2 separate regions of the Homo sapiens genome follow, and region 1 is linked to region 2. A link is a loop called in an ENCODE intact Hi-C map of the cell type or tissue named here. Cell type or tissue: CD14-positive monocyte. All regions are shown on one strand. Links, peaks and the distances in the headings refer to the core of each region. The heading gives the core; the rest is flanking DNA.

Region 1 (5,939 bases), core at 1,795-4,294, 130 kb after region 2:
GGTGCCAGGCTCCCCTCTGAGGATGTCTCCATGAACAGAGCGCAGTTGCCCTCTTGCCCTGCCGTGGGGGAGGGAGCTGCCAGATGAATAAACAAGTGCCTAGGAACGATGAGGACTGGGACTCATGGAGGAAATGGGACAGGGGAAGGGGCTGGAGAGGTGTTTGGGCACCATCGAAGCGGAGGGGCAGGAAGGCCTCTCTGAGCAGGTGGCATATGAGCTGAGAGCTGACTAGCAGGAGGGAGGGATCCCTGTGGCTGTCTGTACTGGGGAATTCCAGAGGGAGAGGCTGGGTGGGGCACTGCAGGAACAGCTTCCAGCCATCAGATGATTTGGCAAGGGTTCAGGGGACCTAGGAAGGGGGGAAGGGGGCATTCTAGGTAGAAGAGAAAGCTGTGCTAAGGGTGCAAAGGCCTGGGGGTGTGAGGGTATAGAGTGTGTCAGAGAACAGCAGTCTGACTGAGCAAGGCGGAAGATGAGAAGGAGAGAGGGAGGAGAAGTGGGAAGGGGTGGCTGGTGCCAGATCACAGGCTGCCTCAAAGACCAGCGTTGGTGGAAAGTGTGCGCCCCACTCAGAGGCAGAGGGAGCCGCATAAGGTGTTTGAGCAAGAGAGTGACATAATCAGAGCTATGCTGGAGGAGAAGAGGGCAGCCATTTGCTGGCTGGCTTGCAGTGAGCCAGGAGGTGGCAGGACGAGTTAGGAGGCTGGTTCAGTAGCTCGGGCAAGAGCAGGGAAGCCTGAGCAGATCAGGCAGAGGGGGCCTGCCAGCCCAGGGGCCTCCCAGCACATGCCACCTCTGTTCTGGGCAGTCCCCTGTCACATCCCCCTACCTCATCCTTCACCTCCCCAGGAGGAGTGACTGATTCTGTTCCTTTGTATCCTTAGGGCCCCCCAGGATCTGAAGGCCTCCCAGGCCCCCCAGGCCCAGCGGTGAGTGAAGGAGGGCATGGGGAGATGTGGTCCTGGTCTTGTCCTGGGGTCTGAGGGCAGGAAGATTAGGTTTCGGCTGCATTGTTCTCTGTGGGTGACAGGGTCCCAGAGGAGAGCGAGGACCCCAAGGTAACTCCGGTGAGAAGGGCGACCAGGTGAGTGACGACTGGGACCTGGCTGCAGGGAGGCAGGGAAGGAGCTGGGTCCCTGGTGATCACCAGCTCTAGTCTCCCCACCCTACCTGTCCTTGGGTTGTGACCTACCTCATGCCCAGAGCCTCACCTGCCAGCCATGGTGGGCAGAGGGGAGGGCAAAGCCCATGGGTTTGAGGGTGCCCCCCCCGTCACTCTTTCCACCTGGGCAGCCAGGCAGGAGAGAGGGGGTGGCACAGCACACTGCCCCTTGCTTCTCACCCTAGGGATTTCAAGGCCAGCCAGGCTTTCCGGGCCCACCGGTGAGTGAAGAAGACACAAAGCCAGCTCTGTCTGATGTGGTCTCATCGGGAGGGGCAGGCCTGACCAGGCCAGGCTGGGGTAGGATGGTCCTGGGGAGAAGAGGGGAGAGGCAGGGGAGAACGGCCTGGGTGGCCAGGCCTGATTCCAGGAACCAGGACCTGGAGAGCCCAGCCTCTTGTGTGGGCCCCAGCCCAGCAGGCCAGGCAGACGTAATGCTCCCAAGTGGTGCTTCTAGGAAGTCAAAATGAATTGCATTAACAACAGTGCATCATGCACAGGAAGAATAAAGAAGGGGAGCTCCCCCTCCAGCCCCACTTTCATTCCTGCCTGCCCCTTTGTTGATACAGGGTCCCCCTGGATTCCCAGGCAAAGTTGGATCACCTGGCCCACCTGGCCCTCAAGCAGAGAAGGTGAGCAGGACCCTGGGTTGGCAAAGTCACAGATCTGAGCCATGCAGCTCCCATGCCCCTGTCCCACCCCTAGCATCAGGCTTTCAGGAAATTCCAAGACTGACCCAGTTGCACTGAGGCTGGGAAAAGAGGCCTCCAGGATGGGCCCAGTGACTACTGGAGGCCGACAGGGCTTGCAGTGGACCAGTGGGCTCCTCGGGATGTCTGCTTGGCCCAGGATGCCTGCGGCCTCTGTGCAGCCCAGGCCCTTGTCTGCTGTGATGGGGGGAAAGGCAGGGAGGTAGGTGGGGAGGAGGCAGGGGGTCTGATGGAGGAGTAGAATGTGATAGGCAGCCCAGGCCACCTTCGTCTCCTGGGCGGGAGGATGAGCGAGGAGCTGAGAGAAGGGGGAAGCACGTCCTGAAGGAGGACACCAACGTGGAAGGGGAATGGGCTCCTCCTGGGTAGCCGTGCTCCAGTTGTCCCCAAGGGCCCAGAGAGGGCAGGGGTGGCCCGTGTCCTGCCTGGTGACAAGGGTTGGGGGAGCAGCAGTTGGCGGAGCTCCTATGCTGGCTGCTCTTGACTTTGGCTTGATAAATGCTGGAGACATGGCTCTGCCTTGGCTTGGGGCTGACATCCCTGTCTCGGCCCAACCTCTGGGCTCCCTAGATGTGCTGAGTGGGTGGTGTAAGAAGCCCGAAGATTGACTTCTGAGCTTGGGGTCGGGGGACCTGGGTTCAGAGGGACAGGTGGGAGCCTCTTTCCCCTGAGCCTTGTGGAGAGCCTCTTTCCCCTGAGAGCACACGCATGAACGTCTCACTGTGCAGGTGAGGAAACTGACACCCACAAGGCTTGGGGCAGCCCAGAGGCACACAGTGGTGTTAGCAGCAGAGCTGAGACTTCCTTCCCAGCTCCAGGAGGACCCGGGCACCTCACTACCTCCCCAGAGCCCATGCTGATCAGCCATGCTTGGGACAGTGGTGGTTGCTAGCCCCCTTCCCCTTCCCCTTCCCCTTCCCCTTCCCCTTCCCCTTCCTTCCCCTCCCCAGGACCTGAGTGGCAGCCCCTGCTCTCCTTAGGCTGGTCATTGCAGAGAATCCCAAACCTCTGGCCAGTGGTTCTTCATCCCAACTGCCAGTGGGGGCCAACATTGGTTGGGGCTCTGCTGACCCCTCCTGGTGGCTGGTGGCATTACAGAGCCCCCGAGTTCATTTTCCCCTTTGCTGGGTCTCTCTAGCGGGATTCCTTCCCTTGACCACCCTACAGCCACTGATCCAGGGCAGCCACCCTCTCCACACTGGGAGAATGCAGCCACCTTCCCCGCTATGCTGCTTGCCTCCCCCCGCCTTTTCTGGTAAACATTCCAATCCATGCATCAGTTCTCATCACTCTTCTGCTTTGAACATTCAATGGCTCCCCAGTGCCTGTAGCAGGGGTTTTCAGACTTTATTTTGTAGTCCCAGAGTCTTTTTATCACATAAAAGCAAATGTAAAAACCTCAATCTATAAAACAAATACAAGCGGAGATTCCCTGGCTAAGACAACGGTGGGGGTCCTAGAGTCCCTCTCTTCAGTCCCCACTTCATGCCCCCAGCTTCTAGGCTCCCCCAGAAGCCCCAGTGCTCTGAGAAGTACAGCTTAAAAACCACTGACTGTTCGATAAAGTTTAGCACAGCGTTCAGGGCCCCCACTCATCATGGTGACTCTTCCAGCCTCTTCTGCCTGCCAGCCCATCCCACAGGCTCCCCCAGATGCCCTGGCCAGGCCAGGCATGTGCCCACTTGCAAGTCTTTATCCTTCTCTTAGGTTCCCTCTGGCATGCACTTTTCTCCTCCACCTGCCCAATCCCAGACATCCTCAGAGTCTAGCATCTGGTGACACTTCTGTGACACTTTCCCTGATCCCCAGCCAGAGGGAACTGCTCCCCGCTCCTGAGCTCCCTGAGCCCCTTTCCACACAGAACACTTAGACTGTTGTATTGCCCCTGGTTGTGTTGGGCCCATGACCCTCACTGGACTGTGAGCTCCTTGAGGACAGGGGCACCCACTTTTTCATCTTGGGGAATCAGAGCCCACATGGTGCTGCGTGCGCTGTTGAGGCCTCTGTGCAGCCCGGGCCCATGTCTGCTGGGATGGGGGGAAAGGTAGGGAGGTAGGTGGGGAGGAGGCAGGGGGTCTGATGGAGTAGAATACAACAGGCAGCTTTCACAGTGGATTGAAGCTGTGCTTTCAGTTCAGCACATGCTACTGAGCCCCTGCCATGCCAGCCCCTGGGTCAGCACTGGAGAAGATGCCCTGTCCCTTCCTCATGGGGCAGCAAGGAAAGGGGATGCTTTGCAGATGAAGACAGATCCTCCTGGGGAGGCGACGTGTGGCACATATGCAGTTAGACAGGGACAGATTGGGCCCAGAAGCCAGCTGTCCTGTTTCCAGCAGTCACCAGGACCCTTGACCCAGGGCCTGGTCTCCATGGGTGGGGCAAAGCCCTGCTGACTTTATTGTGGGGCGGGGGGGGGGGGCGGCGCTGGTTTCCAGGGCAGCGAAGGGATTCGAGGCCCATCAGGCCTGCCTGGCTCCCCTGGGCCACCGGGACCTCCTGGGATTCAGGTGAGTGTGTGCCCTTTCAGCGTGGCAGACGTGTGCGATGCATGCGCATGTGTGTGGTGCATGTGTGTGTGTGCACCTGTGTGTGTGTGCTGAGGTGGGAGTCAGGGGAGGGGTGGAGAGAATTGAGGGGTTGGGCCAGGCCTCCCACCTCCTAGGGCTCCCGCACCAGCATGTAGAAATGCCTCTTTCCTGTTTCCAGGGCCCCGCCGGTCTGGATGGTTTGGATGGGAAGGACGGCAAGCCTGGCTTGAGGGTGAGATGATGGGCTGGGAGGGCGGGCACCCCTTCCTCTCCTTTTTGCCAGAGGAGCCAAAGTCAAGGGAACCCTGATGGAAAGAACCGAAGTATCCCCGTCTTTGTCAGGGGGCACCCATGCCCTCCCTCGGTCTGTCTCCCTCTACCCCAGCTCCCCGATGGCACCACAGCCCCTTGGCTTCCCAGTTCTCCTAGTGGCCTTAAGCAGGTTAGGCGAGCTAGGTCTCACCAAAGGCAGGATGGTGAAGGCATGATGTATGCAGAAACTCAAGACAGCTGAGGAAACCAGGCTGGGCTTCAGGAAGAATGAGGGTGTGGACATGGAAGGACTTGAGCAAGCCCTGGCTCCTGGGGTTTTGCTGGGGAATCTGAAAGGGCTGGGGCCACAGGACAGGGTAGAACATCAAAGTCAACCCCCTTATATATCCCAAAGAAGGAAAGCTAAGGCCCGGAGAGGGGCTGGAAGTCACTGAGGATCCACAGCCAGTCAGAGGCTGAGCCAGGCTTGGATTCTTCCCTCCATCTTAGGATAGCTGGGGAGGGCTGGAGAGAGGGGAGGACAGAGGTATGAGTTGGATACAAGCTGGGCAAAACTCTTGTCTCAATCCTCCTCGTCTCTTTCCCTAGGGGGACCCTGGTCCTGCTGGCCCCCCTGGACTCATGGGACCACCGGTAAGTTGAGCTGCAGGAAGGAGTTGGAAGCTGCGAAGTTGCAGCTTCTGCCTGGGTGGCTGCAACAGCTCAAATCCAGATCCTCCGTGGACCGTGTTATGACTTTGGATTGGTTTGAATTGTTTGAACTGAGGAAGGAGGAGTGGGAAGAGGCCCCCAGCTGACATGAGGGACATGAGAACTCCCTGCTTTTTCTTTCAGGGCTTTAAGGGGAAAACAGGACATCCTGGCCTCCCAGGACCTAAGGTAAGGGCTGGTGACCTCTGCCAAGCAGGTTATCTCTGCTCTCCTGAAGGCTTGCCCCCAGGCATACATGGCAGCCTATCCTGGGCAGAGAGGCCATCCCAGCATCAGAGCCTCCTGGGGCCACTGGTGCCTGGCAGACTGGGTCAGGGCTTCTCTGTCTACCAGCTGGAGGGCATCAGAGGGCCTCTGGCCAAAGCTGGGGCAGGTGGCAGGGTCCCTCTGATGTGAGGTTGACTTGGGGTAGGGATGTCAAGTGAAGGTCTGGTAAGCTCCAGCTGCTCCTCTCTCTTCTAGGGTGACTGTGGCAAACCAGGTCCCCCTGGCAGCACTGGCCGGCCTGGCGCAGAGGTGAGGGCCAGGGATCCACATGGCTGCCTTCAGTTT
Region 2 (5,939 bases), core at 1,311-3,810:
TTGACTGTAAATGTCACCTCAGAGAGGAGGGAGGGATGTTTCGCCACAGCCACGGGGGGCCGAGCTCGGCCTCTGTGCATGGACACCCTCCACGGCGTGGCTCAGGAAAGCAGCGAGGTTGGCAGTGGGCGCTTTGCCCACTCCTGAGCAAAGCGCTTGGCCTTTTGGGGCTCCATGTCCTGAGACAATGAGGTAGACTTTGAGTCTGTAGAGTCTTCAGGTCAAACAATCCATACCCCAGCCTCAGCCAGATAAGCCTTGATCCCGCAGAGCTCAAATCTTCCGAGACAGCCCCACCTTCCTACTTACTTTTCCCAGCATCTCATGGGCCCCATCTCACTGTGAAGAAGCCCTTCCTGGGATGTAGGCTCCAGATCTGCTGCAGCTAAGCTGAACACAGTTCTTCCCCGCAGGCCTTTGGGCTCTTCCTGTCTCCCCTCTCCTTTCCCCAGGTCTGGAGGTCACTCACTCAAGTCTGTTGCTGGCTGTGCTGCTCCCCAAGGAAGGGCTTCCAGACACAGCAGGGTCCAGCCCCTGGTTGGGGAAGGTTCAAAAGATGGTCTCCTTCAACAGTAAGGTGGAGAAGAGATACTATCAGCCAGATGACAGGAGGCCGAATGTGCCCCTGAAGGGCACCCCTCCCCCAGGAGGTGCCTGGCAGCAGAGCCAGGGCAGGGGCAGTATAGCTCCAAGGGGAATCTCTGCTTGGCAGAGGCCCCCCAGAGGCAGGGGGAGGCTCTGGCCAGAGCCTGAAAACTGGCAGCATCCTGGGCGAGGGCAGTGGCCCCCAGAGCCAGGCTTGCGCCAGTCCCAGCATCCCTATTCAGTAGCACCAGCTGGTCATGGCTTTGGCCGTGGCCAGCACTTCCACAGGGACTCCTGTCCCCACCAAGCCCTGCTCCGGCACCTCGAATCCCTGGCGACCATGAGTCACCAGCTCCAAGCCTTACTGTGCCCCCAGACCAAGAGCTCCATCCCCCGCCCTCTGCAGCGTTTGTCTAGCGCCCTTGCAGCTCCAGAGCCCCCTGGCCCAGCCCGTGACTCCTCTTTGGGGCCTACAGATGAAGCTGGCTCTGAGTGTCCCTTCCCTAGAAAGGCCTGACCCTCCTTACCCACCAGAACAGGGGTTTTGATGCCCTCACTAGTGTTGAAGCCTGTTCCAGAGAGAGGTGGGACTGCAAGGAGAGGATGGTCAGCCCTACCCACCTGCCCTGTTTGAACTTCCTGTTTGACAATGTTTGCTGTTGATTTTTTGTTCAATAAAGAATTTGGTAAAATTGGGATTGCATCTGCTAGCTGGTCAGGAGAGCCCCTGGTCCTGGTCAGATGTGGGTTGAGTGGGTGTGTCAGTGAGTGTCTTGTGCACAAATGTGCAGCCTTGCTCATTGCTGGTCTGAGGTCCTGAACCATCACTGCGCCCCAGGGCACAGCTATTGCCACGGTGGTTTCTGGAAGCATTTTGCAAGTATTCTGAACCAGGAGGAAGAGGTGGTGGTGGGAAAGAAAGTAGGACCGAGGTTGGGGGTGGAGAGAGAAATGGACAGAGCCTTTTGGAGGGTCACAGACATCAGACATCAAGAGATTGCTAGAGAGGAAAAGATAAGCAAGTTGCAGTGGACTTTAAATTTTTCAGTTAATACTAAGATTTTTTTTTCCTTTGACTAGATGGGGAAGGATAGTACATACCTTCACCATATTCCCTCCGAGTCTCTGTCTATGTGCTTCTCAGGGATCTCTGTGCACTAGTGTGCCTGCAAGCATGTGAGAGTATCTGTGTGAGTTTCATGGCCTGCCTGTGTGTAGGTCTCTGTTGAGGAAGTCAGGAGATCCAGATTGGGTGACTCCTCTCTGTATCTCTTGCCAGATTCCAGAGACTGGTGTTAGAAAATGTCAAAGGTCTTAGCCTTGGTGGTGGGCATTCAGGGTGGGGTTGGAGACTGGTATTAGGGTTGGACGGTGCTGCCTTGCCTTGGGCCTAGAACAAGCTTCTAACAGCAACTGCAACTGTCAAGCGTTTCATGTGGGGTGTACCTCGAGAGAGCTGCATCTGCGGACTGATGGGGGAACCAGCTGCCAGGGCCAACCAACCCAGCGTGGGGAAAGGGGCCTGGCTTCCAGGAGAGAACCTCTCTAGAACCCCACCCTTCGCCCCGGGGCCAGAAGGGCCCTACCCGCTCTTTGCTCACCCCTTCGCAAAGTCCACCCATGTACAGGCCTCACCCTGGCCCCTGCTGGACTGGAAGGGGTGGGGCGATGGTCGGTTGGGGGAGCCCTTCTTCTCTGCCCCATGAGCTCTGCGGCTGCCCTACCCGCGGACGACAGCAGAGGGGGCCCTCGGCCTTGGGATGGAGGTCGGGGCTGGCAGGACCGGAGTCAAAGCGGGGGGTGGGGCGAGGTGCGGGAACTTAGCGCAAGGAGTTGGAAGCGGGGGCGGGGTAGGATGCGGGTGGGGTGCGGGTGAGGGGTAGGGAGAGGGGGCTGGACAGTTGAACCGGGAGAGGGAGCGGGGCTCCTTCGGGAACTTTTCCGGCTCGAAATGGCCTGGGAGCGCCGCAGCCTCCGCGCTCTATGCAAATGACGCAAATTACTATGCAAACCTACAGCTTGGTTCTGAGCCCACAGTTTGGGTGGTTTTCCTAATGCAGTTGGTATGGAGGGAAACGGGTGTGCACTCCCTCCCCTCCAGGTCCAGGGCTTCCTCCGGAGAGCCGCCAGAGCCGCTCTCCTGGAACACGCAGGCAAGAGCGAGCTCTGTACCCTGGGCAGGGATTTCCTTTGGGAGCTTCAGTTTTCCCTTCTGTAAATGGGGGTGATAACGCGGCTCTGTAACAGCTCGCCCGTGGAAGGGCTGTAGGTGGGCCCCGAAATCCTGCAGCCTGCTAAACATGACACCCTCCCCCACCCCCGCCACCTTTTGGCCCCAGTCCACGAGCCCCTTGCCCCTCTCTCTCTCGGCAGAAGCCTGGAGCGAGGATTAGGCATGACGTTGCTAGGGGGCGTGACTGACGGTTGCTAGGCTCCAGGGACGTTGCTATGCAACGCTGGGCGGGGCTTGTTGTTGCTAGGCCGGAGCCGGAATCGCCCGGGACCCGGAAGGGACACCTCGCGCCCTGGGTTTTAGTGGAAGGCGCCCCAGGCTACCAGGGATCGCGACACTGCTCTCCCGGTGACTTTCTTCGGGCCTGAGCTTCCCCCGGCTGGACGCAGTTTCTGAGGGTCCTTCCGGTTCACACTCTGCCACTCCGTGATCCTCTTGGCTCCGGAGTGAAGAACCCTGCGTCTTTGTGCACGTGTCTGTGCGCCTGCCTGTGAGGGGGGTGGGGGTGCAGAGCGGGTATCGCTTTTGGATTTCCATAGCAACTGCTCCTGTGTCACCCCATTGCTCCCAAAGGTTTGAGCGGTTGCTTGTACAAATTTACATATATCTGCATGTCATTAACATAGAGGCGGGGCCGGAACTTGTTTGGGCAACTATCCCTGGACGGTTCTCTTTGCTTCTTCCTCATCCCGTCTGATAGGCATGTGGGCTGCGCATGCGTGAGTGTTTAGCCTGTCCATGTTCTCAGATGTGGGGTGGATGAGTGAGCTGTGACAGTGACCATCAGTTCCCTTTCCCCACGTCCCCTTATTGAACCCTTAGCATGAATCCATCCAGATATCCCTGACTGAAGACACCCAGCTTCCCAAGCAATGCCAGGCCTTGTTGGCACTCCAATTCCTTTTCTGGCTGTGTGGCCTTGACAAGTTTAGTTACCCTCTCTGTGGCTCAGTTTTCTTCTCTGTAAACAGGGATACTAATCTCTAACTTACCAGGTGATGGGAGGGTTTAACTGGTTGCCACTTTTACACACACTAATTGCTGCTTTCTGGCCTACAGTAGGCACTCAGTGGTGCTCCCTTCCTCCCTCCCTGGAGCCCAACTCTTCTCAGAACCCAACCAAAGCAAATCAACTTCAGTTGCCGCTTAAGACATGACAACTAGACACCAGAAGAACTTCCAGATGTCAGGGCAGACTGGATTTGATGCACAGGATGAGGACTATTGTTTTCTCTATTTGTCCTTCTTGGAAGCTGGAGGTCAGGTTGGTGAGTGTGGACCCTCCTACCGCCTCCCCCTTATACCCTTGTCTCTCTCAGGGAGCCCACTGGTTTCCAGAAAACTTGCTTTCTTGTCCCAAAGGCCTGGAGCCTGAGACGGCTGTAGCAGTGACAGCTGAGCTTGGGAGGCCCGAAGACCAGGGCAGAGCAGGTGGTGGCTAAGGAAGTACCTTCCAGGACTGAGGTGTTTGGGATGGAGCAGGACTGGGATGGAAGGGAGACTGAGAGCAGAAACTGCTTGGAGAGCCACATGTCTGTTCCTTTACCAGAGAGGACTGGGGAACCCTGGGGCCACCCCCTTGCCCTTTCTGAGCCTCAGTTTCCCTGTTGTAGGCAGTAAGGACTCCTCTGTTTCAACTTGTGTGGGGGGTAATAAGTCAGCTCAGTATGGAGAACCTTCTCGTTGCTGCAGCTATGTAACAGTGCCATGGAGGGAGTTCCCTGTTCTTTGCACTGTGCAAGCAGAAGCCGAGAGGGACCCCTTAAGTGTGCTGGATAGGAGCAGCAGAATTCCTGGAGGCTCTTGTTCATTTAAAAACTGGGGTTGGCTCCTATCCTGTGTGGAGGAAGATTGTTGGTGATGGACAGGGATGTAAGAACTGGGTTCCAAGGGGTTGAGTGGCTTCCTGGAGGAGGTAGGACTGCATGGAGACCATACTCTGCAGTTGTCACTCTGACTGCTGTATGCAAGACTGCTGTCTGCTGGTGGATGGCGGTGGGCCAGCCAACTGTGCTCCACAGGTGAGGGTTCCAGGGACAGGCTGTGAGCCTGGCAGTGTCCGGCTGGCCCGCCTGTGTCCCACTCTGGGGGCCAATTAAGTCTCCATCCCTAGTCGCGCCGATTAACAGTTAATAAGGCAGCAAACACCTGCAGCTATGGAGGCGAATTAAGAGCAACAGTCGGCATAATACACAACCCGATAAGTGAGCAATTAACAACCGGAGAAAGATTAATAGAAGCAATTACGTTCCTACTCGGAGCTCTGTAAATACAACTGTCAATGGCCAGGGTATTCAGTTCAGTCCTGCCTGGCCCCACCCCGGGCCACAGCCTCTGTTGGCAGGGGTGCCCACTGAGCCAGACTGTGGATCCTGGACCGCAGAGGCATGTACACAGGCACAGATATGCAAATGCACACAGAGATATACACATCCAGACATACTTAGAGAGGTGGCCCACAGAATGCAGTCATATAGATATAAAAATTCCCCACTGTCTCACATACTCGCATTCACAGACGGGTACACACAGACACACATAGGGCCTTCCAGAAGCATACACAGAGATACACAGAAAAATACCCACAGTGTCATAAAGATACATTTTCACAGAGCTAGAGCCACACAGACTACCAGTGACACTCACATATACAAACAGACGTGTAGACACACACAGATTTTTACTCATAGGGTCACATATGCATGCAACCCTCCTGTGATGCCCTTCAGAGGGTTGTCCATAGTGGGTGAGGGCGGCAGCAGGGCCCTGGACTGAGAGAGAACTGGAGTGAACTGGAGAGAATTGAACTGAGAGAGAACTGGAGGGTGGGAGGGGACACGGGAGGGACAGAATGTGTGTGAAAACATGCAAGTGTGTCTGCATGCATGTGACTCTAAGCATGTGCATCTTTGCAAGAATGTGTTTCACCCATGTATGGGCACATTACTGTGTGTAAACATGCATGTGCCTATACGTCTGTGTGGCTGCATGAGGTGAGTGTCTCATGATGCCTGGGTATATGTACGTGTACTGTGCCCAGCAGATCTGTGACTACACATGTGGGTGTCTGGATCACGTGTGATCACGCTGTGCCAGTGTCCATGTCTAGGTAATTGTGTGC

Evidence for each region. Peaks named below come from ENCODE experiments on the same cell type or tissue, not always from the same donor. Only the 100,000 strongest peaks of a DNase experiment are listed, where the experiment ranks them.
Region 1: a loop joins it to region 2, with 11 times the contacts of the local background. A loop is called at or near these places in 102 of 110 quality-filtered maps.

What each region holds. Positions count from the first base shown.
Region 1 is chr1:31,661,030-31,666,968 of GRCh38, reverse strand. COL16A1 (collagen type XVI alpha 1 chain) reads left to right here. Exons shown (of 71, transcript NM_001856.4): 53 at 888-932; 54 at 1,034-1,087; 55 at 1,351-1,386; 56 at 1,735-1,797; 57 at 4,311-4,382; 58 at 4,582-4,635; 59 at 5,265-5,309; 60 at 5,511-5,555; 61 at 5,850-5,903. Among named protein-coding and RNA genes, the nearest start is that of PEF1, 19 kb to the right of the region's middle. RefSeq lists enhancers at 90-628, 629-1,168. In CD14-positive monocyte, for the core only: CTCF peaks have their summits at 2,742 and 2,964 (motif pointing left); a DNase peak (open chromatin) is centred at 2,948.
Region 2 is chr1:31,785,766-31,791,704 of GRCh38, reverse strand. It overlaps SPOCD1 (SPOC domain containing 1), which reads left to right. Exons shown (of 16, transcript NM_144569.7): 16 at 414-1,283. The coding sequence ends at 1,102. Among named protein-coding and RNA genes, the nearest start is that of ADGRB2, 24 kb to the right of the region's middle. RefSeq lists silencers at 2,313-2,602, 2,933-2,982 and an enhancer at 2,768-3,543. In CD14-positive monocyte, for the core only: CTCF peaks have their summits at 2,088 and 2,289; DNase peaks (open chromatin) are centred at 2,324, 2,634, 3,034 and 3,504; H3K4me3 peaks cover 1,746 bases; H3K27ac peaks cover 1,480 bases.